3 separate regions of the Homo sapiens genome follow, and all the other regions are linked to region 2. Evidence: chromatin loops called from intact Hi-C (ENCODE). Cell type or tissue: PC-9. All regions are shown on one strand. Links, peaks and the distances in the headings refer to the core of each region. The heading gives the core; the rest is flanking DNA.

Region 1 (10,466 bases), core at 2,324-7,323, 170 kb after region 2:
TATTAGATATATAATTATTTTTAAGTTTTCTTAATATTTTCAGAATGAAACAGGTGGTAATACAGGTAAAATTGATGAACAAAAGATCATGATGTATTTTATTCATCGAATCAAGACAAATTAAGAAATTATCATTCCATCTAGGCAAATATCCCAGGTAGACTGTAAACTTAAGCTGGAAATAGATTTTTTTAAAAGTGAATTAAAGAAAAAATTAAAGGAAGTTAAATGTTACAGTAAATACAGCTTAAGACCATTAACTTTTTGAATAATCAATACCAGAAATAATAAAGTAGATAAAAAGATTTACTCATCATGTCTGGAATATTGAAAAGATATTTGACAACACATAAAAGAATACTTAACTTGTGAGGAGATGTCTGATTACTAATTTTATATGTATTTTGACCACATAAACATATTTAAAACAATTTTGTAACCTTTTCGATGTCTGCACTCATTTCATGGTAGCGAGATCGAGTTGTGACTCCATAGACAGGGACTGACCCTCCCAGAAGTTCAGGTTTCCAAGGCATGAAGCTTATGATCAATGCTTCAGCAAACTCTATTAAGGGAATGATTACTAAGAACCCTAGCTAGAAAGTGCCTTTTGGTGAAATGTATTATAGATAACATTGTGTTTCTGGTGGCGTTGCAGGGGATGAAACTCCATTAACCTGTTAAGCACGAAGGGTGTAAAAATGCTAAGAGAGAAAAATCATAGAGACTGGAGAAAAGATTTTCCTGCAGTGCTGTGTTCTAAATGGATGAGAGAGCTTCAGATAGTTGTTGTTGCATGGAGCTAGGTCTTAATCTCTTTGTCGTAGAAGGGGAGGGACATTTTGAAAATGGACACCTGCTCAATCTCCTCCCTCCTCAGGAAGCTCTGGCAGTGGCACAAGTTATGCGGTTCCAGGGTGGGCATGTAGGTGTAGACTTTGGCTCCACTTGCCAGCACATATTGCTTGCTCACTGCAGAAGTCTATGCAGTCGTATGGTTGTCCCCAGGTGGGTCATCTGTGGCCATTCTGCAGCGTGTCAGTACTCACATGGTACCTCAGATATTATTCCAGAGAACTGGCTATTTTCATTCCCGCTTGTGCACTTTTGGAGGTAAATGTGGAGAGCCGTCTGATAGAGACAAGTGCTACCCCTAAGCACATATGCAGTAAAATTTAGGCTGTGTGGTGAGATTTGAGGGGAAGGAAGTACTCCCAGGCATCTAGTTTTGCTTAAAGGGTGCTGTGAAGAGCAAGAAGGAATCCACATCGTCTCTGAGTTTGCTCACGTGAAAAGACGAATTACACTGGCTGATTTCAGGGCAGCCGGGAGTGTTCACTGATCCAGAATATTTCCTTTTCCTGACTACCCTTGTTCTTGAAATTCCATCAATCAACATTGTTTTTAGAAGTAAAGCTTTGTCTTTTCTAGGAATAACCTTTGGAAATCTATTTATCGCAGTGAGTGGTAGTTCTTTTATATTAATTGGTTTTTTTTTTAACAGAAAACGTAGGAACCTGAAGGAAAGACAGTCTGATGTGAGGATGGAAGAACAGATGGGCTCATTTGTCCATTTTTATTTATTTACTTATTCATTCATTCAACAACAAAAAATGAATCGAAGAAACTTTTTTCCTTTTATTTTTAGTTGGCCCATAATTGCTTTTATTTATGGGATTCAGAGTGATATTTCTGCATATGTATACAATGTGTAATGCTAAAATCAGTGTTAATTAGCACATCCACCACCTCAAACATTTATCATTGCTTTATGTTGTGAACATTCAAAATCGTCTCTTCTAGACTTTACAGAATGTACAATAAATTATAGTTAACCATATCTACCCTACAGAGCCACACAACACCAGAACTCATTCTTTCTATCTAGCTGTAATTTTGTATTCATTAACCAATTAATTAGTTTCTATCTAGCTATAATTTTGTATCCATTAACCAATTAACTTCTTTCATGAACTGAGCTTTTTGTTTTTAGCTTTCACATGTGAGTGAGAGCATGTTATATTTATGTTTTTGTGCTTGACTTATTTTGTTTAACCTAATGTTCTCCAGGCTCATTCATGTTGGCATGAATGAGAGGATTTCATCCTTTTTAAAGGCTGACTAGAATTTCATGATGTATATATACCACATTTTCTTTATTCATTCATTTTTTGATAGACATTTAGCTTGATTCCATATCTTTGCTACTGTGAATAATGCTGTGATAAACAGAAGTGCAGGTATGCCTTTGATATCATGATTTCTTTTCCTTTGGAAAAAAAACACAGTAGTGGGATTGCTGGATTATATGGTAGTTCTATTTTTAGCTTTTTGAGAAACATTTACACTGTCTTCCATAATGGCTGTACTCATTTATATTTCCACAAATAGTGTATGAGTTATCTTTTCTTTTCCTCCTCACTAGCATTTGTCATTTTTTGTCTTTTTGACATAGCCATTCTAAGCAGGGTGAGATTATATCTCATTGTGGTTTTGATCTGCATTTCCCTGACGATTAGTGATGTTGAACATTTTTTTGTATACTTCTTGGCCATTTGTATGTCTTCTTTTGAGACATATGTATTCAGATCCTCTGCCCACTTTTTAATGGGATTATTTGTATTTTTGCTGTTGAATTGTTAGAATTCTTTTTATATTCTGGATATTAGTCCTGGTCGAATCAATAGTTTGCAAATATTTTCTCCTATTCTACAGGTGTCTCTTCACTCTGTTGATTGTAAAGAAACTTTTAAACATGTAAATTAATAGATAATTTACAGAATACTAGGTTCTGTGGGGTGGAGGGAAGGTACAGAAATTAATGATTTTGCTGACTTCAAGTTCTTACCACATAGAGGAGATATTAAGAGAAGTATTTGGATAATCATAATCCAAGGCAAAGTCTAATTTTTGGCACAACTCAATGGTTGCTCCAAACAAGCCTAGTACAAAGTTGTTTTGCTAAGTATTACCAAGAATGCTTTTCAAGTAATTATAATAGTTTTTCATGCCTATACTGTGGCAGGCACTAGGCTAAGTGTTCCCTTTCAATTAGCTCACTTGATTCTCATAACAACTTTAGGAGATAGTTCCATTTTACCATCTCTATTTTACAAAGAGGTTAAATAACTTTTCCAAGGTCACACTACTACAGAGTGGATATCTGAGCCAAGCCCAAACAAAATGCTGTGGACAACGTCCTGACTGATGTAATTATCTCAGTCCATTGCAGAAGTAGCACCTGATTCCACTAGGAGCTATTAGCAACGTAAGGATCCGATTTTCTGAAATTCACCAGTAGAGAGGTTGGCCAAGGCCAAGAAAATAGGAGAATCATGATATTTATTAAGACAGGGAAATGGGGAAATCTCTGGATCACGGTGCTGGCCAGGGTAAATATGACCTGGTGTAAAATGATGTAACCCTAGATTTATACCACAGTGTAAATTTCATGAGGGCAGAAACTGCAACTTCATCTTACTCATCCTTGTCTTCCCATCACCAAGCACAATATATGGCACTGAATGGGCATTCAATACACTGATGGTGAAAGAACATATGAGGAACCAGTGGTGAAGGAGTCATTGAGAAATTCATTTACTTCATCATCTGACCATGCTGGTTATCGTGAGAAAGTGAGGCCACATTTAATCTTTGAACAATGCTGTAACTTTGCTTGAGTGAATCACACTAAGGAGGCTGTAGAACAGAGAGGTTATGTACATGCTTTAGAGTCAGGCAGAACATGTTTGGATCTAGGCACCCATAATTACTTGCTCTATGATCTTAGGCAATCTAATTTTCTGGAGTCTTAATTTCCTCAGTTGTAAAACTGGAAGTATAATATCTCATGTGTTGTTACAGAGATTAAAAGTGGTAACAAATATAAACTCTTAGTACAATGTCTGGCACATAGGAAGGGCTGCTATCATTTTTATTCCTTTTGTTGTTATTCATGTTATCATAATGATTATGACTATGAGTCATAACAATGGAGTGGAAAGAGCTCTAGACATCATTAAAATACCTTTGCTCTATTCCTGATATATATATATATATATTTTAAAGTATATTTCTAACTCAGATCTCCTAGGAATTGTATTTTCTGTAAAATATAGTTGTGTAGAAATGAGGTTACATATAGGAGCACTTGGTAAATTGCAAAGCATGATAAAAATGTAAGATGATATTATTTTTCCTTACTTTACATAGTTTTATGATTTGTGCTTTTGGTATCTCCTATTTGGCTTGCTTGACCTTAGCTCTCAAACCTATATTCATAAGAAACACCAGGAGAAATTTAAACCTACAGATTCCTGGGCGTCACCCTTAGAGATTCTGATTCAATAGGTCTGGGTCGGGGATGAAGCTGCATTTTTCAACAGGCTTTTCTGTTGATGCCAGTGCAGTTGTACTGTGGCTACCCTTTGAATAGTGCCACTCTGCGATGTGTAACTAATTTGAAGACTGCCGTGACCACTTCAAATTCTAGATCCTGCTTGGTCCTGAAGCAGTGGTTGGTAAAGGCTACTATGAGAGCTGTGGCCCACTGTGCGTCGTCATTTCTATTTGTAGCTGAGTGGAGTTGGCAGCAGGCACAGGCTGGCAGTCGTTTCCAACACACTCCTTGTCAAAGTACATACTGTTTCTGCAGCTGGCATCTATTCCCTGTACATCCCAATTATAACAGTATTACTGAGTCTTGTGACAGTCACACATTTCATCACCTTGGGGGACTGGGCAGAACAGGTTTGCCATGGCAAGGGTGCCCTGTTCCCTCCTTTCTTTGTATTCATCATAGCCTAGGAATCTTGTTGGTCTTGCTTGGCACTGAGTGTGTGCTGTTCCTAACTGAGGATGTCTGGAGCCCAGAACAGGTCAGAGATTATGTGTAAGCTGCAGGTTTGGAGTTGCAGGTTGTGCCTGCTGTAAAACACTAATTTTTGAAGCATTTCTACTATTAAAATTTTCACTGTTATGATGATCATCATGCTTTGCCCTCCTTTGCTGGGCCTGAATGCCTCAGCAAACCATTCCTACTCCTAGGTGCACATGACTGATCCTCTATAATTTGATGGAAGTATAGGGTGAATTTCACACTACCTGCATAATGGGGAGTTTTGATACCTGCATAATGGGGAGTTTTGATGCCTGCATAACTTTTTCCTCTTAAGGAAGTAAAGGAGATAATACAATAGATGTTGAACTATTGTAGTGAAATGTGTTTATGTATAATACATACTCAAACTGTCTTTACTTAGTAACCTGATTTTTAAAATATGAATAGCAAGTTGACACACAGAAAAACATATATTGAGAGTATCTGTTATTTTGGATAATTACTGGAAGTGTGTTACTCTTGAAAGTTATAGTTAATGAAGATATTAAAATAGATCAGCATTTTTCTTTTTAAAAAAGCTATCCTGACATGGATGTGGGTTTAGTAATTGTTACTGGTAACAGCTTATTTGAGATCAATGTTATATTTATGTTAGTTGGTATCAGCTGGAAAAAGATGATTCTTAAAGGTAAACTCAGGGAGAATAGGCTGAATATAATTAATACAAATAGGAGAAATGACTGTTGTCTTAGTCCATTTGTGTTGCTGTAAAGGAATACTTGAAGCTGGGTAATTTATAGAAAAAGGCTTATATGGCTCACAGTTCTGCAGGCTGTACAAGATGCCTAGCAGCAGCATCTGCTTCTGGTGAGGGCCCCTGGCTGCTTCCACTCGTGGTAGAAGGCTAAGAGGAGCAGGCATGTCCAGATCACATGATGGGAGAAGAAGCAAGAGAAAGAGAAAGAGGAGAGACGTGCCTGGCTCCTCGTAACCACCAGCTGTCATGGAAACTACTAGAGAGAGCACTCACTCATCACTGTAAGGATGGCACCAACGCATTCATTCATGAGAGATCTGCCCCCCTGACGAGAACACCTCCCATTATGCCTTTCCTCCAACCCCAGGAATCAATTTTCAACATGAGATTTGGAGGGGTAAAACAAATCAAACTATACTAACTGACAAATGTAAATATTTACAATAAATATAGTAGTGGTGATATTAGAGACACACTGAATTTTAAGCTGTCTAGCAGAATCTCTCCTAAAAAGATAGCATGGTTCTCGAATGTAAAAATTTGCAAAAGTTAATAAAATACCTTATTTGAGTATTCTGCCTTCCATAACTCAAGGGAAATGTAAGGAGCTTAACAGAGAATAAAAAAATGGTCACAAACGTTATTAAAAGAATGGAAATCTAACCTTATATGGGGAAGTTTCGGGAATAAGGGCTATTTTGCTCTGAAGGAGACAGCTGAGATCTGACTTTGATTTAGTAATGGCCTTCAAAAAATGGACATAAAATGTTAGTATAGAAAGTGATCAATTTTCTCCCCTATCCCACTTTAGCAAGAGCAAAGGGAAGTGTACCTTAGCACAAAGGTTGACAGATTTAGATTTGCAGTTGGTGTTTTTAGGAGAAAATCCTAAAGCATAGAATTCTGAGAGGGAGCTTTAAAAGGCAACACAACCTCTACAGTGTGTGAGGATGGTTTGTGAGTGGTTGCGGCCAGTGTTGGAGAGGTCACAGTGCTTTTCAAGGTTCCTCAACCCTAGAATTCTATGATTAAGCCTAGTTATAGTATGGTGCCCAGGAGGAACAAGCAATTGCTGTGAGAGAAGTTCTCAGAACTGCCTCAAACTCAAAGGTTAAAAGAAATGACAGGGCAGTTTTCAGTTTAACTTGGAGCAGAGAAGCTAGAGCTACAGGAGGATTGGTGACATGAACAGATCTGAGGTAAATTTCCTGTTGGAGAAGTGCCACGCAGACTGTGAAAAAGTGGCATGACTGAAAACATCGATCAGGACAGTCAGAAAGCAGGAAATTGTAAGACAGTGTCTCATCCTAAATTTTATGCATGAGGATGAACAGTCATTTCTTTGAATACAATAGAGACCACAAATTTCCTTATGCTTTAAAAAGTTTATAAAATTACTTTTTAACCTAAAGTTTAAAATTATTTAAAAAATATGCATATTAATTTTGTTGTAATACACATAGCATAAAATTTGCCATTTTAACTATTTTAAGTGTACGTTTTAGGGACGTTCACATTGTTCTACAACCATCACCATTAACCATCTCCAGAACTTCTTTCATCATTCCAAACTGAAACTTCGTACCCATGAAACAATAAATCCTCTTTCTTCTCCCCAATAAAGTTACTTTAATAATTAATCGTATTAAGAAACTATTACCTATTTGGTGCATAGTGTTTTTTTCAAAAAGGGAAATTTAATCATGGTTATCCTATCCTAGGGAAAAATTATGAAGCATTTATTATCCATCAAAGAATATGGTTGTTCATGGTTACAGGGTCTAGAACTGGATAAGAAATATATGTTTTTTCAAAAGAAACCTTAAAACAGAAAATGTTTTAATATAAAAATTATACACATCTAGTTCATGTCATTTGTAGGGACATGAATGAAGCTGAAAACCATCATTCTGAGCAAACTATTGCAAGGACAGAAAACCAAACAGTGCATGTTCTTACTCATAGGTGGGAACTGAACAGTGAGAACACTTGGACACAGGGTGGGGAACATCACACACTGGGGCCTGTCGTGGGGTGGGGGGAGGAGGGAGGGGTAGCATTAGGAGATATACCTAATGTAAATGACGAGTTAGTGGGTGCAGCACACCAACATGGCACATGTATACATATGTAACAAACCTGCATGTTGTGCACATATACCCTAGAACTTAAAGTATAATAATAAAATAATAATAATAATAAATTATACACATCTGAATATTCAGGCTTTGATTGTAAATGTTTTCTCATTTCTTACTACACTGTTACTAGACTGTAGTACAGTCCATGGCTGGGCTTGTATTAGTAAAGCACTGGCTCACAGATAACAAAAGGATTATTAATTTTATATCACAGAAGCTGCAGACTGCTGTACCTCATCTGCAGACTGCTGTACCTTATAGGCTGTTATATTTTGAGTTTCTAATGACCATAGAGGCCAGGTACAGATTTAAAATATTACTAACCCTGATGAAAAGTATTTAACATTCTTTATTCAACACCAACTTATTATAGCTGTTGTAAAATGTTCATTATTAATTTTTTCCCCAGCTGACATCTTGATTTCAGGTTATTAATTTCTATAAACATACCAATGCTATTCCTATTCATGTTTATTGGCTATAAAATAAAAACAAAACTAGCTTTATTAACATATACAATTGTCTGTAGGATGTGTAAAATTTAACCAGAAAAACTGAAAGGGATATTTAACTATCTAAATACTTGTTCAAGTAAGGTGTATGTTAATTTTCATTCTTTTAAAAATTATGTCTTTTCTTGTTGAGCTGCTAAGATTTCCCTTTATCCTAATTGTTCTGCCATTTCACTGTACTGTGTCTAGGTTGGAACTATTTTTGGGTACTTTTTTTGTATTTCAAATCCTGGAATTTCCTCGGCTATTATCTTTTCAAATTCAGTTTATTTTCCATTCCCATTTGGGAGACCATATCAATCTACTGCTCTGTTCTGAGTGGATTGGTTAGTCCTGTCTTCTAATTCATTGAATTTCTATTTATTTGTATTAATATGGAGGTTTAAAAATGTAGTAAATATCTTTTCTCTTACATTTTTAATTGGTTCTATTTTTAAATTTATCTCTTCTTGATTTGTTTCTATTTTGGTCTAAACAGTTTTTTACTTTTTAAAGCTAGAACTATTTTTATAAGGAGCTCAAATGCTTTTATGATATTAATTTTGGTTTTTAAAAAATTATTTTATTGGTAGTGAATGAGTCTCTCAACTATTAATGATGCTTCTCTCTTTCATAGTACTGATTCTTAGGGGCTTTGGAATGATCCTTCCTAAATTTATCTTGAGCAATCATCCTGCCTGCCTGCCTTGCCTTCCTCTCTATACTTATTACTACACATGCTGCTTTTTAAAAAATGTTTTTTTTTTAATGAACAAATAAGAACTTTACATATTCCTGGAGTACATAGTGATGTTTCAATACATAAAATGTATAGTGATCAGATCAGGGTAATTACCATACCATCATTTCAAACATTTATAATTTCTTTGTTCTGGGAATGTTCAATATCCTCCTTCTAGTTTTTGAAACTATATAAGATATAATTGCTAACTACAGTCATCCTACAGTGGCATAGAGCTGGTGGTTTTCCCTGCCCTGGGATGTTGACCCCCACCCCAACACGAAGCTAGTGAGCAGCACAGCCCAGGTCCTGACTGGAAGTCCTTTGGTCTTCCAACCTCTGGAAGTTCACAGCTTTATTGAAGTGTAGCCTCAGGCAATGGATCGGTCTGTCAGCATCCTTCTCTGGCCAGCATCCCAGCTTAACGATGCATCTCCTTGTTTCTCTACTTGAAACTGAGCAGGCTGATAGATTCAGCTTCTACTTCTGAACCTGTTTTTGGTGCATGAATCCTTATCATCTTTTTTAGTGTGATTGCATCTTTTAATTAATTTACTTATTTTTAAAATTAATGCTCTCTTGTGAGTGAAAGAAAAAAATTCAGGGTATGAACTGACAGTGTCAATGTGCCCATGAGCTCCCAGGCCTCTATGTGTAGACTGTCAGGATAATTAATGCTAAAATCTGTTTATCAATTTACTAATTCAACTAGTCTCTTTGACCTCTGCATTTAATAACTTTTTTGTGTATGCTCTAGCTTGAAACCTGGGACATGGATCAATTGATTTAGAGCAAAGCCCCTCCGGTTAGTAAATGATTATTTCAATGAAAAAGGTGAGAGAGACATGACCCATATGAGGCAGTCTGGCCTCTAATAGCTAGATGATTCATAATTACAGATCTAGAGTCCATTATTTTGGTATTTGTATATATTTTATGCAAAAGCAATTTTTGGCTTGAATGACTTGGATAATTATCTCAGTTTTCCACTTTAATTTGCTTATGTAGAAAAAATGAATTTGGGGAAAAATGCTTGGTGGCACATTATGATAAGGGTCAAAAATGGAAACAACAACAATAATCTGTGATGTTACTACTGCAGGAAAAATTAAAACTAGTTACTTTAAAATTTCAAGTGGATCAGGGCCCTGAGTCACTAATGTTGTAGGGCTTTCTTGGGTATATATCTTTTCCTAATGAGTTGTCATGAGTGCTTAATGTCAATAACCAATAAGGTAGTTCTTTGTGAGATTCAAAAATGGTTGCATTGCTTGAAATATTGAGCACATGAGTCATTTACTCATTATTGTACAACAATTAAATTGAAGTAAGAGTAATGAGGTATAAAGTTCACACTAAATTTAAGAGTGATGCTTTATTCAGCTGCCAAGAAAATTAAAATAAAAATATTTCCACATAACTTTATGAATGGTATAGAAATCTTTGACAACAGTATAAGGTTGTTACCCCATTTTTAAATTAAGTGTTCAGCCTG
Region 2 (9,979 bases), core at 4,980-9,979:
CCTGAGTTTCTAAGTGCATTATAAAATTGTACTGCCCCTCTAAAACAGGTCATACTTAAAATTTGTTTTAGAGAAGATGAAGCTAATGAGAAAACTGAGGCGTAGGCACGTTAAGCAGCTGGCTCAAAACCACAAAATAAGTCAAAAAGAATGAACCAGGGAGAAAGAGAATCATTATGCATACACTCAAACCGCTAAGTAATGTTTCTTAAAAGAGCCCTCACCAAGGAGAATAATAATGAAAGGGGTTTTGAAAGGCTCACAGAAATATTAACTTTTTTCTAGGAGCTTCTTTGAATTGTATTAACTTGATGATTTATTAGTAATTTACTGTCATGCTACATTAGTGCTGTCTGATAATGACATTGTTTCTGTTAATATCTTACGAATGAGGAATGGGATTTGTGGCTTTGCTTTCCTTGCCTAACGGTTAACAGCCACCCTCATAGGGTATCACACAGAGGGGCAAAGGGAGCCTGTGGAGAAGAAATAATATAAATAGTTCCTCTTGTGGGATTCTAGGAATTCTGCCTTTTGTTGGAGTTTTTGTTTTTGTTGTTATTATGGTTATTATGGGGCTTCCATCTGAAGAAGAGGTTTTCTAAGTGAATAATTCTGCCTATCTGGTTTGTTGCTGTTTTTGTCTTGTTTTGTTTTGTCAGATAATACCTCTCTAGTACAGTAAGTTCACCAAAATAACCACAAACAAGAAAGAAAGAACTGGCTGACCTTAAAGCCTGAGAAAGTCACTTAAATATTGTGTGGCCTTAGGCAAGGCGAGGTCTCAGAGAATAGTTAGAACACTAGTTGATAATAGAAAACTTTTTCTTAACTGTTCAAAGATGTTCATTGATTTTTAAAAATAGTAAAATATATAAGAAACTGAACTATATTTCTTCATGTTAAGAAATTTCTTAGACAATTAAAATGATATCTAAATATTATCTTGCTTTCTGTGCCTGTGAGGACTAGATTTCCCCACTCACATGACTGACAGAGGTGAAGTTTACATTCAGAATGTGAGATTTATTTAAAGCTGTCTTAAATTTTCCTTAGGCAGAACTAGAAATGGGCCAGGCATGGTGGCTCACACCTGTAATCTCAGCACTTTGGCAGGCTGAGGCAGGGGGATCACTTGAGGTCAGAAGTTCGAGACCAGCCTGGCCAACATGGTGAAACCCCGTTTCTACTAAAAGTACAAAAATTAGCCAGGCATGTTGGCATGCACTTGTAATCCCAGCTACTCAGGAGGCTGAGACAGGAGAATCGCTTGAACCTGGTAGGTGGAAGTTGCAGTGAGCTGAGATTACACCACTGCACTCCAGCCTGGGCGACAGAATGAGACACTGTCTCGCGGAAAAAAAAAAAAAAAAAAGAACTAGAAATCCTTCTTATAAGGGGACATTTTAAAATCATTCTCCAAAATCCACGTTATTTTTGGCTCATACCTAAATAGATATCAAACTATATGAGACAAATCATCCCCTTCTTCAATAAGCAGCAGAAACAAAGTTTGTTGTCACTGAGCTTTTAAACGCAAGTAAAAGTTTGCTCATACTTCAGATAAATATATACAAAAAGCATGTTAGTGTGCTATTGGAGTATTCCTAGAAATGAGTGGAAACTTGTCCTCAGCCATTTACTTGAGGTGGCTAAGAAAAAGTAATTGATCTACTGAGACTTACCTGCTGGAATTTAAATAATACTCAGGTTAGTTATTAGCAGTGAGAACTTTGCCTTAAGGGGGCAGAGAGATAGGAGGGAAGGCAAACAGTGGGTAGGATGGGTGGTGCTTCCCATTTCTCTTTTGTGTGTGGCTGCACAGCTGGAACTTATTTTACCTCCCTTGTCCTGAAGTTTACTCTAATTATTTTTTCCTTGTTACAGTTCCCTGGTGTTAAAACCAAGTTTTAACTTGCAGAATATGTTTTTCTATCCCTCTTGTTATGTGGTGGGAAACACATCCCTTTTCTTATTCTGGTTTTTAAAAGAAACATCCCCAGAGTCATATCAAAGTTTCTAATATTTACATGATATTCTTATTTCTCCAAGGCCTCTATCTTTACTTAGTGACCTCCTTTCCAAATTTTACGTCTTGGGCTCTGACCTTAACCTGCCCATGATTTAAGTCTTGAGACGCAGTGGGCTGCAAGAGAAGAAATGTGTTGGCAAATTTAGTAGCTCCTGGGGTGGCACCATGAATGCAAGCTTGGTAAACCGGGGCCATGAGCGAGTCATTAAAGCACATGACTTTTAAATCCCAAAAGTTAGAATGAGTGAGATGTATTTCATCATAACACATGATTTTGTTCTTTATATGAAAATGCTTTGTATGAAAATGCTTTTAAAAAAGGGGCACATAGCCAGTTGCAAATTGTTGCTTTAGTATTCTTCCCTAAGAAGAGGCCTAACTTTTGTTTTAACAAGTTTTCTGTGGATCTGGTAACCATTTTCCAAGTCCATATGGCTTTGATTAATCTCTATTCTGTTCCCACCACTTCTTCTGTTTCCCCACTCCACTCATGTACACAAACTGGATTTTATTGATTCATCAAATTCTAGGAGATATTTCCAGTAGTACCATGGATTTAAATGGGCTTTACTCTTTCAGCATTTATTGTGAAAGGAATATTAATGCTTAATTCCACCTTCACCTGCCTAATTTGCATATATTTGTGTTGTATGTTGAACTGCATGAAAAACCTACAGGGAAAAAAACTGGGCCGTGCTAACAGCTAATAGCCTATCTTTTCTTTTGACTTGCACGAATTGAGAAATATTGCCTGTGGCAAACATAATGGAAAACTGCATTTTTAACGCTCCCCCACACACTCATTTCTTTAAAAAGAAGAAAGCGGCTGAATATTCTTAAAAATAAAACTTCCCAAAGTACCCAGATTGACATGGGACACAGAAAAGGAGGATTTTGGCTTTCAGAATTAAGATTTGAAGCTGAATAAGGTTAGGCAGAGATGTTAAGTTTGACTAATGAGTACAGTGTTGGGCCTGAAAATGTGAAAGAAAACAATATTTCCTTCCTTTTCTGCTAAAACTTTGGTTCTTCATGAAGAAGAATGGTTGTTACCTTGATGATTAGGGAACTTTTGAGTTGTTTGAAGTCTCATAATCTTTGTATTTAACTTGATGGCCTGTGTAGAAGATAACTAATAGGAGTTTTTTGGTAGTAAGAAAAGTTTTAACTTATTTTAAAATCCTTTCATTTCAGGTATTTTTAAAGACCACCTTTCCATTCTATTTCTCCTATTTGAAGAAAGGCATTCTCCTTAAGATTTATGTTCACATTTTGTATCAACTCATTTTGGTTTACCCAGCAATTTGTAGTTAAAATGAGACATCATGCTAATTGCAAAGAACAGCACAGGTTGGCTGCATTAGCAAAAGCAAACTAAGTTGTATGCGAAGGAAAATGAAAAACACTTTTTAATACTGGAGTGAGAACATTTAAATTGATATGTCTTGTTGTATTTCTTCAACAGCAGCTTATAATTACCTCTCTTCAAGGCATATTTTAAGTGGACTTGTAACAGTAGCTTGAAATGTAAACTAGTAAGGGATCCAGTTGTTGAGGCATGGCAGCAGAATCAGGAGTGCACAGCTCTGTGGGAGCAAGGGCATGCTGGCCATTAGCAGAACATGCCAGAGTGTCTTAGTCCTTCAGTCCGAAGTCAGCTTTAAGCCTTTAACTACACAGATTTGTTAGTGTACAGCATTGTATCAGCTCTTAAGAAATTACCCCCAAATTTTGTGGCTAAAACAACGTTTATTATTTCACAGTTTCCGTGGACCAGGAATCCAGGTGCAGCTTAGCTGGATCCTTTGAGTCTCTCCCAAGGCAACGGTCATCTCAAGGCTCAGTGAGAAGGATTCACTTTGCAGCTCACTCACCCGATTGTTAGCCAATTCAGTTCTTTGTGGGTTGTTGAACTATGACATCAGTTCCTTGTACCTCTTGGCTGGAAGTCTCTGTTAGTTTCTTGCTACATGGTCCTCTCCATTGGAAATCTCACAATATGGTACCTTGCTTCATGAGCAAAAGAGAGAGTGTTCACTAGAAGTAAGGTACAGTCTTTTGTAACAATCAGAATGACATCCCATCACTTTTGCCATGTTCTACTCTTTAGAAGCAAGTTAATAGGTTCAGTCGCCTCTCAAGGGGAGGGGATTATACAAAGGACTGCCTACAGGAATGTGGGGATACCTGGGACCCATGTCAGAAGCTGCCCGCCACAAGCATGATGGCAGTACCCGAAGGGATGTGTTCTCTACTATGTCTGAATGATAGATCTATGGTGAATTGTGGTATGAATGTTACATATATTTGCATTGCTAAATATAACTTTTAGAAGTACTGATTTGGGGGCACTGAATATCGTCATTTTCTATACCAAGTTGGCTAAGTGCTGAGTCATGCTCACCTGAGCCCCAGGAGACCAAGATTTTTGGGAAGGCTCAAGTTAGAGCCCCTGTCTGAGGTCATGGAACAGAGTAAAAGTAAGGGGCCCTCATGGCCTTATTAGCAGAGTACTCGAAACACAGAGAACCAGAGAGTCTCCAGCTTGTATTTCATTATGTGTTAAAAGGTTTTGATTGGTACGTTGCAGCTCATTCAGGGGAAGGGACTCTATGGATTGATTTATAAAGTTGCTATTAAGATAATGGAATGGGACATTGTGCTTGTTTTAATTGTCCCCATATCCCTACTCCCAACTTCCTGACTCCAACTTACACTTTAAGCAGTAAACTGAGTAAATGGGTGTGAATTTGGATGATGTGACAACTGTTTTAAGACATTTCTCATTTTAGTTGAAAAATTCTATTAGAAAATCCATGTGTCTTTAGAGGAAGATTTCAGATCTAGATTTTTTTTTCACCTGTTTGCAAGTCACTGCCTCTTTTTGGTTGCCAAAGCTCTGGTTTGGAAATTTAGGGATAAAATGTCTTCTGTCCCAGTTGCTGCTGGTTAGCTTCTGGAGGACCTGTGAAGCCTCTGATAAACATGTCTGGGACACACTCTTGCTCCCTGCCCAGAGCTGTGCTGGCTCTTCATGTAAACCTCAGTTGTCACATGGATCCCTCCAGGTACGCTAAACTGTGGTTCATATTTATGTCCCAGCTTGAAGAACCACAACACAAGGGCAGGGACAGTTTGAAATCTTATATATCTTCGCATGCACAGCACCTAATAAAGAAGCTGATGCATAGTAGGCATTTTATTTTATTTATTTATTTTTGATACAGAGTCTAGCTCTGTTGCTAAGCTGGAGTACAGTAGCTCAGTCTCGGCTCACTGCAACCTCTGCCTCCTGGGCTCAAGCAATTCTCATGCATTAGCCTCCCGAGTAGCTGGGATTACAAGTGTGTGCCACCATGCCCAGCTAATTTTTGCATTTTTCGTAGAGACAGGGTTTTGCCAAGTTGGCCAGGCTGGTCTCGAACTCCTGGCCTTAAGTGATCCATCCGGCTTGGCCTCCCACAGTGTTGGGATTGCAGGCATGAGCCACTGCACCCAACCCATAGTAGGCATTTTAAAAGCATTTGAAATGATAGATGAAGCTGCAGTAATATGTAATGGATTTTTATAATTATTCGTTATCAACTTTCAACATCGACTATTCATTTTCTAAGGAAAGCAGCACAAGAAGTTATATATAGTGAATATAATTTATGTATATAAATTTATATATATTTATGTATATAATTTATGTATAAAATACTTACATATTTACTTTTAACTAAGATAAAGTTGGCCATGACAAAGTGATGTATCTCTAGAGCCATAAGGATTAATACTACCTACCTCCTGACAAAAACGAGGCATGTTTTAAGATTTTACTCCCTCATTTCCATCCTCAGCTCTATCTATTGCTCATAAATTGATCCTGAGATTTTCTTTATAAGTTTATTAGTGGGAATGTTACATGTTTCAATTCCTCTGTTATGTTTTGTTTTTAGTGCTCAGTCCTCTGCCTTTTGTTTACTTGTGATTAGTAATGCACTTTTATATTACCTTATGTCTTCAAATAGTACTAATAATTAATTATCTGTATTTTTTAGTTGGTATAAAGGCATCCTACATTTGTCAGCCAAGAAGTGTGGGGTGACAGAACCTTGAGCATAACATAGAGGAAAGCCACACTTTAACTTTATTAAACGTTACATTTAAAAAATGGAGTTTTGCTACTACATGGAAAACGTTTTCATCTTTTTGGATTTTTTTGTTTGTTTGTTTTTCAAGGTGTTAAATAAGAAACCCAAGTTATACTGACCTAGTAAGGCACACTTCTCAGGTTGGCTGTAAGGGTTAGGAGTTTACTCCTTGAGCTCAGGCCAGTGATGCAGTGATGATCGAGTGAATCCATGGCATGCAATCTGTGTTGTGTACTCACATATCACATTGTGTGCTAATATTCTTTGTTCACAAATTTTTCTAAGGATTAGAGTATAATAGTCACAGTATCACAAGGCATCAGTCACATTTCCTGGTGACAGAAAATGAGGAAGTAGTGGGGCAGGTTGTTAGGGAAGAGAGGTTTTTATTTTATGTGTCATTTAAATACAAATGTATTTCATATTTTTAATTCACAGAAGTATGGAGCACATCCAGTAGCTAAGACTGTGTCCCTCCTTGAGAGCTCATGGAGAGAACTCTCCAGTTTTTTCCTGGAGGCGTATCGTTTGCTGTTTAGTTATTGCCATGTGCCCTACAATAATTTTCATGTCCTGGATTTATTTCTCCTAAAGAAAAATCTGAAAGACCTGTACTAAATCCAAGAAGCTCCTCGCTAAACCAATTAAGCATTTGATTCTGTCTTCAGCCTGTTTATCTAGCAGTATCATCTGTAAAGTCAGTTATGTGCATGTAGCAAATCAAGTTCACAAGGCTTGAAGTGAGTTCATCTCAGCTCAGAAATTCATTGAACAGCAGTGTGAACATCCATGTGTCACTTTTTTCACACTAACTCTCATGAATAAGACATATACTCCCTCAGGAACCCGTGGTTTTCCTAATGAATTGGAGTCACCTATGTGTACTGTATTTGTGACATGCACATTTGCAGTTGAGGTCCACAGGAAGGACACCATTTCCTGGATCAAACCGCAGAGTGCAAATATTGTGCCCTAAATAACACACTAGTTACTGTAAATGTCAGTAGAGGGAGTTTTTCTGGCTATGATTTAATGAAAGCCTACAGCAAAGCCAGCTGTTAGCACTTCTTAACTGCTTGTCAGAGCAACCAGGGGAGATAGGGAGGACCAAAAACACTTTTTCTCTACACTTTTGTTTTAAAATTAAAGTAGTTTTCAACAGGTGTTGAATAGGGACACTGGGGACCCTATACTACTTGACATTATTTAGTTGGTGAATTTAGAAGTTCTCCTCCAGGAGGGTTACTTGGATCTAGAATTACATAAGGAGACTGTGTAAAATTTGTTTGGAAGTTTGTATATTGAATCCTCTCACCTGCAAAAGAAGCATTTTTGTGTTCTCAGCTCCCCATGAGGAATAATTTAAAAATAAAAATAAAGGAGAGAGAAGACACACCAAATGCCGATCCCTCTTTGTCACTTTGGGTATTGCCAAACTAATTGTAAGCCATGTGTGATTTGATTGATGTCATCTGCTTTTTCTGAACAAAGAAACCACTTGAAGCAAACACATAGGGAGGAAAGTATGCGACGCTCGTTTCTGTAATTTTTGTCATTTCTAGGATGCATTAGTAAATACATGTGGTTGTTAAGGGCCTTACTGCCCTTGGAAATTCCTTTGACATTTTGCTGTGTGTACACAGGGGAGATAATCTTTCAACCATAGGGAAAGTTTACAGTCTTATTATCTTGAAAAGGAGAAGAAAGTTTCTTCCTCAAGTGATTTATAACTTGAAACATGCTGTCATGTTTTGGTAAGCCCACTTTATTAATTCCATCCTTCTCTGTGGCAAATTGAAAAAAAAAATACATGTACCGTTGCAACATAGTACTTTCTCAATAGCATATTGTACTTATAATAGCATGATGGAAGTTACCGGGCTTGGGTTAGTCATATAGAATGCAGAGCCAAGTTCTGAGTAAAACCTCTAATTGAATTACCTGCAAAAGCACTGACAGACAAGCTTTCAGTACAGACAAAGCTCTGCTTTCCCCAGCAGAAATAGGTCACGTTTAAGTCTGCCTTGTAACTCTCTGTTATTGGTTTTTGCCGGCACTTTCACCTTGGGCCTCTGTTGGGCCCCTTTTCCTGCAGCAGAGGAGGAGCGGCTCTGTGAAAGCTGGAGGGCTCACACATTATCCTCTCGATTTAGAGAAAATTGATAACAGATCAAGTTAAATGGAAGAGACTTTGAAATAAAAATCCAAAGTATTTCTTCACAGATTACTCACATTCTTGCATGATTCTTTTATTGTATTGAAAAGAGAAACTCAGGATATGAAAGTAGCCTTTCTATAGCAGTGAGACCTGAAAAGTACTGTTTGTTTTAATTTGGAGGAGGAATTAGAGAAAGTTCCTGTTGTTCAAGTCAGGAAAGAATTTATTGTTCATCATTTGTATGTGAAAATGAAGAGTAATATGTTGTTGTTCTCTTCTTTCTTTCCTGCTCTCTCTCTGTGTTACCCACAGCCTCTGCAATCCCAGATAATGGAAGAAGGTCCTGTCTAAAGCTCAAAGTCTTTGTGAGACCAACAAGTAAGTTCACTAGAATGAGCTTCAGAGGGTGGCTTCACCGCGCATGCTTTATTGTGTGGTCTGGTTCACGGCGGTAAAACTTTTTTTTACTGTTAAATCTTGTGTGGTATCTGTTTTGTATATCAACATTCATATTTTAGTTTTCATCATATTTTTTCTCATTCTTCATGATGCTTTTACTTAAGTACACAGCAGTTGCTAACTTGTTGTTTCTTAGACTGTTGTACATGCAGAGCAAATGGGAACAATATTGGCATTTGGAACATGCCATTGATTGTAAGACAATCTACATAAAAAAAGAAAAAAAGGAGAGAAAGAAAAAAGAAAGAAATGGGAGTTTAAGGGTGTCTTCACTAACATATTTGGCTGTTATCTCTATTTTTGTTATAGATAGCTGTATGAAAACTATAGGTGTTCATGATCGTGTTTTCGATGTTAACGACAAAGTAGAAAATTCATTAGAACCAGCAGGTTAGTATGCTTAGAGAATCTCTTTTAACAAATGCATCTATTTCTCTGGTGCTTCCGTATTTTTTTCCTTTCTTCTTCTCTGCATGTTTGCATGTTATAGTTGTTGTTCTGCTTTTGCTCATTGCTAGCGATGCTAATATGACTTATATTCTACCTCATTCCTCCAGTATCTTTGTGCAATGCATGTTAGGTAAAATAAAATTTTCTTTTTTGGAATGGGTTTGAGCTAATGCAGTATCCTAATATAGAAGCCCCATCGGAATGCTAAAATCTCACTGCCTTTTACCATATCCTCAGAGCATGCTGGTGAATCACTGTGAATATTAAAGGATCTGTTTTCATGTAAGACACAAAACATTTCTATGTATATGTTCATAAAATTTTATTTTTTATGTCCAAATCTGTAGATAAAAGTAATAAGACTATTGCACAAAATAGAAACTAATTCAACATACTTAGTTTTCTCTAGAAATTTACATGCATCATTGAACTGACCTAAGGAACTTTATTTTATTTAAATATTTTTGCTATTGTCAATAGTAATTGGTCTGGAGAAGTATAATCACATTGCCACCACAAATTCGCACATCTCTTGTGCCACAAATGTACCAGTAGCCTGTTGAGCCAAATGTGATCCTTGATTACCGAGGCAAAATAAGTTTTAAGGATAAATAAAACTTTTCTACGATTGACTTCCACACTCCTAATGTTTCCCATAACTAAAGAAAAATAAAACCTACCAAAGCACTCGTTGAGGCATTAGTCTGTCGCATACTATGGATAATAAGAACCTGTAAATATCCA
Region 3 (10,466 bases), core at 3,538-8,537, 140 kb after region 2:
TAGCACGTGCCGCTTAGTTGCCCAGTAGACTGAAGGCTTTTTCAGGCCACCTGTTGAAAGCTCAAAAGTGAGGAGTTTCTCCTTTTGATGAGAAAGAACACTGATCTGTTTTGCAGGAGGAGATCAAGCACTCTCTTTGCCTAGTTTTCTCTAGTATTTTGGGCTTTGGATAGTCACAACTTAACATTTGAGAACGTGTTGATTTATTTCTTCGTGATGTTTGTGATCTAGTGTTATGACAGGAACATTTGCTCTTCAATGGAAACGATAGGGCTGCTTTTGCTGCTTGTGCCACTGAAGGTTCAAATTCAGTTGGGCTGAAGCCTGATGTGCAATGAGGGGATGTGGCCTGTTGAAAAGAGGCTAGAGAGATAAATGTGTGAAAAGCTATAAACACAGACACACACACACACACACACACACACACACACACGTATATGTCCCCCAACTTGGAGGGTAAGGATAAAGGGTAATAGGTGCTACATATTTCACAAGAAAATGATTGTAAGCTCTTTATTCTTTTCTTTTAAGCATTATTTTCATAACTGACATCTCTCTTACCCAGCTTCCCTTTCTGACCCTTGAATTCCATCCCAAGAGAGAGCTCTTTGTAGCTGTATCTTCAAACACTGATCATAGTCTCTTTTAGTTGGTCTTTTTACAGGTTATAATTGTCCAACATTATTTACTTTTGGTCTGTCTGGGAGACATTCAGAATTGGTCCACCACTTTATTTTTAGTGGCAGAGCGTGTCTATTCTTCAGCTGTTGGGAATGCTGGACCTGGCTGCGAATCTTGTTTGCTTTAAGTTGCAATGCTTTCAGCCCCATGTGTTTTAGTTTTTGGAAGCAGCTGTATTGGTAAAGCTTCTGGCTGAATTACCGGACAAAGCCTGCATTATAAAAATCCTCAACTTGTTTGCTCTTCACTTCAAAAAGACTGTGGGCTGCCAGCTTGTCCCACTCATGTTACCCACATGCCTGCTTAAGTTTTCACCAGCAGGCGTGAGTCTTTTGGTTTCTGTTTTTTTTTTTTTTTTTTTTTTTTTTTTTTTTTTTTTAACTTGGTTGGCCTATAGCTATTTGGTTTGATACTGATCTGTCAGAGACAAACCATAAAGGGGCTGGCACAAGATAGCTGGCAGCCCATGGCCCTCCTATTAGCAAGGATAAGATTTGAATGGAGGATTTTATTTTTTCCCCTGGTCAGCATCTTCAAAGTCGAACGGAGACTGGCATAGAATACTTCTGTTGGCTTTTGAAAGGTGGATTGCTCAGTCCCTGAACTCAGAATGCGTGCGTATGTGTTGGCATCAGGGACTCCAGGGCAGTAAAGCAGGCTTGAGTAGGAAACACAAACATGCTGTGGTTCATAAACAGAGCCTCACCATCAAGAGGAGGAGGAAGTTTCAGTTGGTTGGTGGCCCATAAAAACACTGGAATTCCATACATGCTATGCACTTGTTCAACCGCCTAAATTGCCAACATATCACTGCTTTTCATTGCCCCTAAATTAATCCTTCTGTTCCTCTACCTTGCAAAGTACTTACTGAGCCTTCAATACCACTTTAAAATTTTTATTATAATTGCAACTCAACTGTCTTTCATTTTTCCTTATGATTTGTTCTCTGTGTTGAAGAACCTCTGGATAATTGAAGAGATGAGTGGATGGCAGTTGCATTAATCTGCACTTGGTTACTGGTATTTACATTGGATGTCATGGACTCCATCCTCCAGTGTTCAAGATAAATGATGGCTGACAAGAGAATTTGCTTCCTTTAGACTTGTATGGGGCCTTGCTCTGACAAGAGATGTCAGAGAAGACTTGAAGAGCAGAACTCCAGATTTAGCTTTCTGAAACTTCTCAGCTTGGGCTTGAATTAAAATCAGAAAAATAAAACACACCTTTTTTGAGCATTGCCAAGACTAGAGGTGCAAACTCTCAGCCTTTGGCCCTGATCTGGTCCACAAAGTGGGTTTTGTTCATCCTGAACACATATATCTCACCATGTGGCTAGCTTTTTCTTTCAGATGGCTTAATTGCTATCACTTAAAAACTTAAATGTTGGGAGAATCACATGAAAATCTTGATTTCCAGCTCTTAGAGAATTTGTAAGGCCTGGCAATTCAGGACTTATATTCTTGTGTGCAAACACGTGCATGGGGCTTACTAACTACTGGTCCTTTTAGATAGGGCAAATTCACCACAGGCTCCAAGGCACTGAGGCCAGTGTCAATTGCCACTCATTGTATTTGCAATTTTGCTTTCTTAGCAAATAGCAGCGTTAGGAACCTTTAACATTGTGCCCTTGTCATCTTGCTTCCTTTGCCTACTATAGTTACCTGCTTGATGCCTTAGGATGTTTGCGTTTGTGTTGCCAGCCTTCAACTCGATGTGAGGCACAGGAATGTCAGTCAGAAAGCGAGAGTGTCCCCTCATCAAGGAACTCAGGCAATAGAACTCAGGCAATAGAGCCTGTTGGATTTATTTTGTGTGGTTTGTTTTTGTAAAATTCTGGTGTTTGAATACTTGTGGTGTCAGGAGTAATGACTATGGTAGATGCAAAAGAGAAACTTTGTTATTCCTGTTAGACATAAGTGATTCCAGTGGCAGTAATGCACTAGGGTTCGGGGAGAGTCTGAGCGGTCACAGGGCTGTGGAAAGCTTAAGTATAATGAACTGTGAATTCTTTGAAGAAGAAAACAAGCTCTTCATATCCTTCCCTATGTTGGAAATTACAAAAGAAAACGCAGGCTTGAACCCTACCGCCTTTTGAGACTGCATCAAAGAAGGAAATGTGAGAGCCATTATGTATTGTCTTGGAGCTCACTGGAGGACAGACTTCCCAGCTGAGTTCTCCGTGAGTTTGTGGGAAGAGTACCATGGATGGAAGATCTGTTGAAAAATTCATTCATTTTATTATGTGCTCCTCGAATTTGGGGCATTCTATGTCCATCCAGTCTCTTTGTAGGAAGAGGCACATCAAAGGGAAACCACACAAAATATCCTGAGTGCTTAATAAATATTTCTAGATGAATTTGTAGGATACCGTTTGTTTGTTTTGAACAAGGAAATCTGGGGCACAAGTAATTGGTTCCTGGCTTTCTAATGATTGGCTCTCCAGGAAGATATTGCCATTTGAAATTACTTAACATTTCTCCCCCAATATAAATGCTTAAGGCAAGAACTAGATTTTTTACCTAGCAAATAGCAATGTAAATGTCAAAGAACATATTCCAAAGCATTACACTTACAGCTCTTAAAATGGCATCTTAGAATGGTATTAATCACTGTCAGTTTTGTGTACAACATTTCATCAATTAAATAGCAAGAGGACCTGTCCTTTCATGGAAAGCAAATAACACATATGGATTTCCTCTTAGCAATTAGCTGAACATTCTGCATTTCCTTCTTGCTTGCAAAAAGGGTTTGGACTGAAACCATCAACATGTTTGTGTTCTTCATTGGTAAAGCAAAGCAGATGTGTAACAGCTTTCGGTAGAATCCAGATTCGTTTATAAAGTACCTTTTGAAACATCTTGATGTGGAAGCATTTCTGCATTGTTAGATCTTTTAGGATTGGATAGAAAGTGATACTCCATGAAAGTTCTGAAGTGCTTTAAACTTTGTCACATCTTGAATGGAGGTTTTCAAAACTGTGTCACTATGTGTATGTAGAGGAGAGTTTAAAACTTTCAAGCTTAATGTGAAAAATTTGTTTCCAGCAGGGACTAGTTTCAACTAGGTCTATGGATTTATAAAATGATGAGGCAATTTTATGCAGCAAAGACCAAGGATAGAAATGCAGTTTACATAAATGGCAATGGATTAGCACTTAAACCACTCTTCATGTATGTTTAAACAATCTTCCATGACCCTCAGAAATCTCCTTTTATAAACTTCATCATTTATCTGGGATTACAAGGGCAATGTTTTGACAACACTGTAGATTTACATGTAACTCGTCATTTGTTTATCATTTATTTGAGATGATTAGTGCCTGAACTTCAAATGCCTGGAATGTGTATTACACTCGTTTACATTTTTGGTAGACTATAGTCTTTTCAATGTACTTTTTAGGCCTGAGGACAGCTTGGTGACTTTAATGATCTTTCTAGTATCAGTCCCATCTAAGCCTGAAGAAAGCTGATGATTTATAACTTTTCAGCAAAGTTCAGTTTTAGTGATAATCCATCAAAGTCCTTAGTATTCTTCTCAGACTCTTGTCTCTCAGACCTAGTCCAACAAGATGTATTGGTCTCTGAAAATTGGCCCTCAGGGCCATGTAGTCTTCTAGAAACTCAGGAATGCAGCACCAGTTATAGGTTTTCCCAAATCTGTAGATGTAAGTGAACAAATAGTAATGTGGATACCAATAAAGCAAGAGAATATCTGCATTGGTAAAATACATACACACTGTATACCCTAGGCAAGTTATAATTATCATCCTCCAATATTGTCTATGCATCTAAAATAGCTTTTGCATTCATTCATATTTCCAATGATATAAATATGCCTGTTACCAACTACTTGTTATGATTTTTCCCCATTTAGGACCATCTTAAATTGATTTTTTGGCTTAAAATCAGAAAGAGATGTCCAGAGGAAGTCATTGAAAATAAATTCTATTTGCAGAACATGAAATTGTTGTGGTTGTGTGGTAGGTGAATGATTGTACACTTTAGAAATGGAAAGTTTAACAAGGTAGAGAATTTGTATTTGTGTTCAACAGAATTCCTTTGAGCGCTGGCTGTTGTGAGAGAAGCATTCTGAGCAGAAGACAAACTCTGCTCCTTTGGGGGCTGCAGATGGTGTGCACATTCACCTGTCAGTAGCCCTGGGTGTGTAAGCCATACCAGATGGAAAGGGAGAGAGAGAGAAGCAAGGCAGGAAGTGAGCATGGAGAAGTAAGAGGCAGCATCTGTGTGAGAGAGAACTGGCTTGAATAAGAAATGGCCAGAAATAATTTTTAGAAAGATTTCTGTGAAGCTTTGTGTAAATTCTCCATATTATCCATTAAAAGCAATTCACAATCAAGACCTACATAATACTTCAGGCCTTCTGTGGTCAGATTGCTGTTTAATTGAATGCAATGCTGTATAAAGACTGGTCCAGGTGACAGTCAGCTATATTTGGAATAAGTATGGGGAGGCACATGTGGGATTTTTGGATTCAAATTATTACCCTAGACCTAAACTAAAAGTGTACCTTCAGTATGATCATCTATGTTTTGGAATTATATGAAAATTAGTATTATGAAGTTTATACTGCATGTTTATTTCAACTGAAGAAACAGGGCATTATGAAATTTTGTAAAATATAAACATAGAGGAGTGTTCCTTGTATTATGTACATATGTGTCCATAGGATATATCTACAGTAGGGCAGTAGGGAAGGATAGATGTAGAAGTTTGGCAGAGATTTACGGGTAAGCCATATAATTCTAGAAACTGAATCAAAAACAGGAGGAACTGACCAGTATCAATGTTCACACACAATGTCCAAGGCAGAACTTAGAGTCAACAGTTAGATGGTTGATTAACCAAGAAGAAGAGCTGACTGAATGAACTCAATCTTTTATCTCCTATGATATCAAGCCTCTGGATGATATCACCTATTATAGTAAGAAGGTCATGAGACATCAATAAGGAAACAATAAGTCAGAAGGAGTTAAGGTCATGAGGATAGAGCAATGAGTTGCTGGGGGACAACTGAAGATGAGACAAGGGAGGGAGGCAGAAAAAACTATTTAATTGTATTGTGTGTAAGTCAGATCACCCCTTATGTCATTGGTTCTTGACCAGACTATGACTGGTTAAGGTTTGCTTTTAAAGACAAGGCTCTCAGGTGAGATAGAGCTAAGGTAGTCCTTGTGATGGTAATAATTTCTTATTATAGGGAAAATAGTAGCTGCATCTGTCTTGCTGGGGAACATTTCTCTGGTTGGGTAGATCTTATCCTATCAGTTTGTATCCTGTAGCATCATATTGGTTTGTTTGAGTTTAATGGTTGAGGGTCAACAGAGGAAGCCTTAAAAATTTCCTTGTGAACAAATGGGCTGAAAATTGATTTTTAACAGACTCCACGGATACCCATTTACTGAGGAAATTGGAATTGTTCTTGGAAAGGGAGAAGAGGTCAGTGACAGCCATGTTTAGGCTTGTTCAGTGGTTTTGCCTTACTTCACTGGACGAGAACAAATCTCTGGGGACTTGGCTGTAACTGTGGGACTGGAGTTAAGCAGACTTTGAGTCCAAGGGTAGAGGCCAGCTTGCCTAGAAACTGGAGAAATTAGTAGGAAATTTTATGCCAGGGACTGGAATAAAGGTCTCGAAAAGCAGTTAGAAATGCCACTGAAATGGAACAAAGATAAATAGCCTCAGGGCAGGGAAGTGCCACCAACGAAGTGGGGGTCTACAGGCGTTCAGGTCATTCATGGATTCTAACTCATCAGGAACTGCCATGGAGAATAGCTTATAGTTTTGAATTGGCAACTATGAATTAAGGAGAGGTGCAGCTGCAACGGTGGTCCATCCACTAGGGGGCAGTAGATTGAAGCATGGTCAATCAGAACTTGAGGCCGATTTACTATTTATAGGCAACGTTCTGGATTTTATTTCCAAACCAAGTAACCATCATGATTTTTGGAAGAGGAAAAAGAGGAAACTCTAGCAAACCTTCAGGCACACAAACAACTAAAACCTGAGGTGATGGTATGATTTCGGCGGCTCGAGTGATTTGAGTATGCTTCAGTTTCATGAAATCTGACCCCTCAAAAAAATAAGGTCTCCAGGTTGCAAACCCTGAAGAAGCTGGTTATAATCAAGTTGGAGATTTTACTCTATTATTTTTTTCAAAAGTGGCGTGCTGATCATAAGCAAAGTTGCTTTGATTCTCTGGCCTCCTCCTCGATTTCTCCATGTTTTGCAGACCTTAGGACACTAGGCTGCTCAGGAATTTTGGGGGGCAAGAGACAATCCCACATTTGTTTTAGTTGTTTTAGCAAGGGATTTCTAGGGGTTGTCAGCCCCTTGAGGGAAAGAATTAAGTGAATACCACTTTTCCCTAATATCATCAGAGACAGAGACTGGTATCATGTCAGAAATATGATGAGTTTTGCTCCTGGACTTTCCAAGGGGAGCTTCAAGAGTCATAGTGACTGAGATGAATCATCCTCAGCTCAGTAAGGATGGGAAGAAAACTGAGTGTGAGGCACCATAGTATGAGTAGGAGCAGGGCATGGGAAGCACGTACAGAGATGATGCTATTCTTTGTGGAATATTACCAAGGTGCTGTCACCATACGGTATAGCTAACACTTATTTTGCACCTGCCATGTGTCAGGCATTGTACTAAATGCCTAAACAGAATGATTTGTTCAATCCATACAATAATCTCAGGGTGAGATATTATCATTATTGCATTTTATAAGTGAGAAAACTGACGCCCCAAGCAGTTGGATTCCCACGGTAGGACTGGGTAACAAAGCTTGGCACCTGAGTTTTAATTTTACCTATGCTATTCTGCTTCAAAAATGAGGCAGATGATTTTATTCACCAGGGGTTTAGGGGACAGAGTACCAGATATGATAATTATGAGAAAGGCAGTTGTAAATTTGGGGGTGAGAGAAATACATCATATAAAATATTTAGAAAGTATTTTTTTTTGTTAAATGCTGTGTATCCCCTATCCCTGACACCCCCATACTTTATTTTTAAGAAATTATAAGTAAAGATCTATATTGTTCTTTAAGATTTCTGGAGTTGAACTTTTATATCTTTGAATTCAACACTGTGTCAAAAATGGTTCATGAGGGTGAACAGTTATATTTGGTTATAATAGTTATAATTCTGAATACATTTTATCATTAGCTGTGCATTTGTTATTTCTTCTTGACTTTTACATAAGATCTTTCTTCAAAGTTACTAAAGCTCTTTAAACGGTGGAAATTCAGAATAACGAAGACTGCGGCATGGTGAGGTATCTTCACTATGGTGTAGTGGTTATAAGCACAGACTGTGGTGTTGAGCTGTTTTGGACAGTTTCTCATCTTAAGAGTTGTGCTAACTCAGGGAAATCACAAGAATCCTGAGCCTCAGAATATCTTCTATAAAAAAGGGAAAATCTTTATTTACTAGGGTTTTTGAGAGTTTTAAATGAGATGACTGTAAAATACTTGTCAAAATGCGTGACAACATAATAAGAATATAATGTGACATATTGTTATTGTTATTATTATTAGCACTTCTATTTTCTGGTTGCTAGTATCAGCTTCACTCTGAATTGCATAATACATCAAGATAGACTGGATACCAAGTAATTTGACTATAGTAGCCTTCTATTGATAGCTATTAACTGTCTTGGGCTTATAGATAACTCTTCTTTTTTGAAATAAGTTTTTCTCCTGGATTCTAATGTTGCTCCTAAAATACTGGCCACTTCTGTTTGTCTTTATTTCTAATGTCTGTTCCTCTTTTCATTCTCTTACTATTGAAGTATCCCAAGGCCTAGAGCTTGGAACTCTCATCTTCTTTATTTTATCTGTACTCACTCCCTTGGGATATCAACCTCACATTTACATTGACCACTCCCAAATATATATCTCCAAACCAGAACCCAATTGTAGATTCATATGTTCAATTGCCTATTAACACTCTCACTTAGATGCCTAATAGACGTATTAAACAAATTATGCTAAAAACTGAACAGTTGCTTTTTTCTTCTAAAACTTTCTCTACTCACAGATTTCCCTATCTTCAGTTGCTCAAAAAGCAAAAAGAAAAACCACAGCAAGTAACAAAAAAACCGCTGGAAAACCTGAAATCATTCTTGGTTCTTCTTTTCCCTCATATGCCACATCCTTTCCACTGGAAAATCCTGTTCGCTTCATCTTCAAAGGATTCCCAGAATCTTATCATTTCTCCCTGCTCGCTCTGCTACCATCCTGGTCCAAGCTACTGTCATCTCTCATCTTCGTTCTTCCAGCTGCCCCCTAAGTGGTGTTACTGCCCCCACTTTTGCCCCCTTCAGTCTATTCCCAACACAGCACTCAGGGTGATCCACTTAAAGCATAACTTAGATCCTGTCACACCTCCGTTCACATCCAGTGGCCCCCATCTCACTCAGACCAAAGCCAGTTTTTTTGTTTGTTTGTTTGTTTGTTTTAATTGCCTACAAAATTCTGCACAATCTTGGCCACTTTCCCCCATACTTTTTTTTTTTTTTTTTTTTTTTTTTTTGAGATGGAGTCTTGCTTTGTTGCTCAGGCTGGAACGCAGTGGCGTGATCTCGGCTCACTGCAACCTCCACTTCCTGGGTTCAACGGATTCTCCTGCCTCAGCCTCCCATGTAGCTGGGACTACAGGCACGTGCCACCATGCCCGGCTAATTTTTGTGTTTTTAGTAGAGACGGGGTTTCGCCATGTTGGCCAGGCTGGTCTGGAACTCCTGACCTCAGGTGAGCCACCGCGCCTGGCCCCCATACTTTTTTGACTTCTCTCATTGTTCACTCTTTCTCCATTTCGCTGCCTTCCTGGCTTTTCCTTGAGTATATCAGGCACACTCCTTTCTCAGGTCATTTGCACTGGCTTTTCTCTCTTCCTTGATTACTTTGCTTTTAAATATTCATAGCATTCACCGTTTCACTTTAAAGTATTTGAGCATCCTTTTTACAATTGTAGCCCCTTATATTATCTTCCTACATTGAGTTAAACTGGACTAATTTGAAGGAATTATTTTTCTGCAGAGTAATTGTCACTTATTAATACACTCTATATTTTATTATTTATTCTGTCTATTGTCTGCATCCACAACTTGAGTATTTAAGCTCCATTAGAACAGCAATTTTGCTGTTATGGCCACTGCTATCCTCCCTGTGCTAGAATAGTGTCTAGTTTGGTAAATCGTAAAAACTGCCTGTGACTGATGTGATTAAACACTTGTTGAATAAATGAATGATTTATTTATTCTTTATGATTTAGACTTGGTGTTTTTGGTACTTTACTGTACCATTTACTGGAATCTTGGGGGAGCTTTAGTCAATGGGTATGACTGCAAGCTGTGAATGAATGTCAGTGCATTTACAAGACTAATTTTAAATATTTGGTACGTATATGCATATACAGTACATACATAGGTCTTGGCCTCTGCCATCCTAAATGTTCAGGGTAACATTTCCTTCTGGGATGTGTAGTTAGGGAAATCAGTTTGGTTCTTATACCCCACCTTCCACCAAAAAATAATGGAGAATGCATCAACAAAGGTAAGAAATAGAAATGCATTTGTTTTTCTTCTCTTTGGTAATTGTAATTATTTTCTTTTCCTTTTCACTTGTGACACCACTAGTATTGCAAACCACAGAACTCAACACTGAAATATTTCTGCTATTTGGAATTCAGGCAATAGCGGCCTTCACCACCTTCTCTTTTCTCACTAACAAGTGAAGGAGCTATTATATTATATGCATGG

Evidence for each region. Peaks named below come from ENCODE experiments on the same cell type or tissue, not always from the same donor. Only the 100,000 strongest peaks of a DNase experiment are listed, where the experiment ranks them.
Region 1: a loop joins it to region 2, with 3 times the contacts of the local background. A loop is called at or near these places in 4 of 110 quality-filtered maps.
Region 3: a loop joins it to region 2, with 2.9 times the contacts of the local background. A loop is called at or near these places in 3 of 110 quality-filtered maps.

The regions. Positions count from the first base shown.
Region 1 is chr5:107,212,140-107,222,605 of GRCh38, reverse strand. No RefSeq gene overlaps it. Among named protein-coding and RNA genes, the nearest start is that of LINC01950, 210 kb to the right of the region's middle. In PC-9, for the core only: no CTCF peak of the experiment used is centred there; DNase peaks (open chromatin) are centred at 3,545 and 4,785; H3K4me3 peaks cover 1,274 bases; H3K27ac peaks cover 4,381 bases.
Region 2 is chr5:107,386,431-107,396,409 of GRCh38, reverse strand. It overlaps EFNA5 (ephrin A5), which reads left to right. Exons shown (of 5, transcript NM_001962.3): 3 at 8,639-8,704; 4 at 9,095-9,175. Among named protein-coding and RNA genes, the nearest start is that of EFNA5, 280 kb to the left of the region's middle. In PC-9, for the core only: a CTCF peak has its summit at 7,292; DNase peaks (open chromatin) are centred at 6,449, 7,099 and 7,729; H3K4me3 peaks cover 1,317 bases; H3K27ac peaks cover 4,476 bases.
Region 3 is chr5:107,244,337-107,254,802 of GRCh38, reverse strand. No RefSeq gene overlaps it. Among named protein-coding and RNA genes, the nearest start is that of LINC01950, 240 kb to the right of the region's middle. In PC-9, for the core only: CTCF peaks have their summits at 6,332 and 6,531 (motif pointing right); no DNase peak of the experiment used is centred there.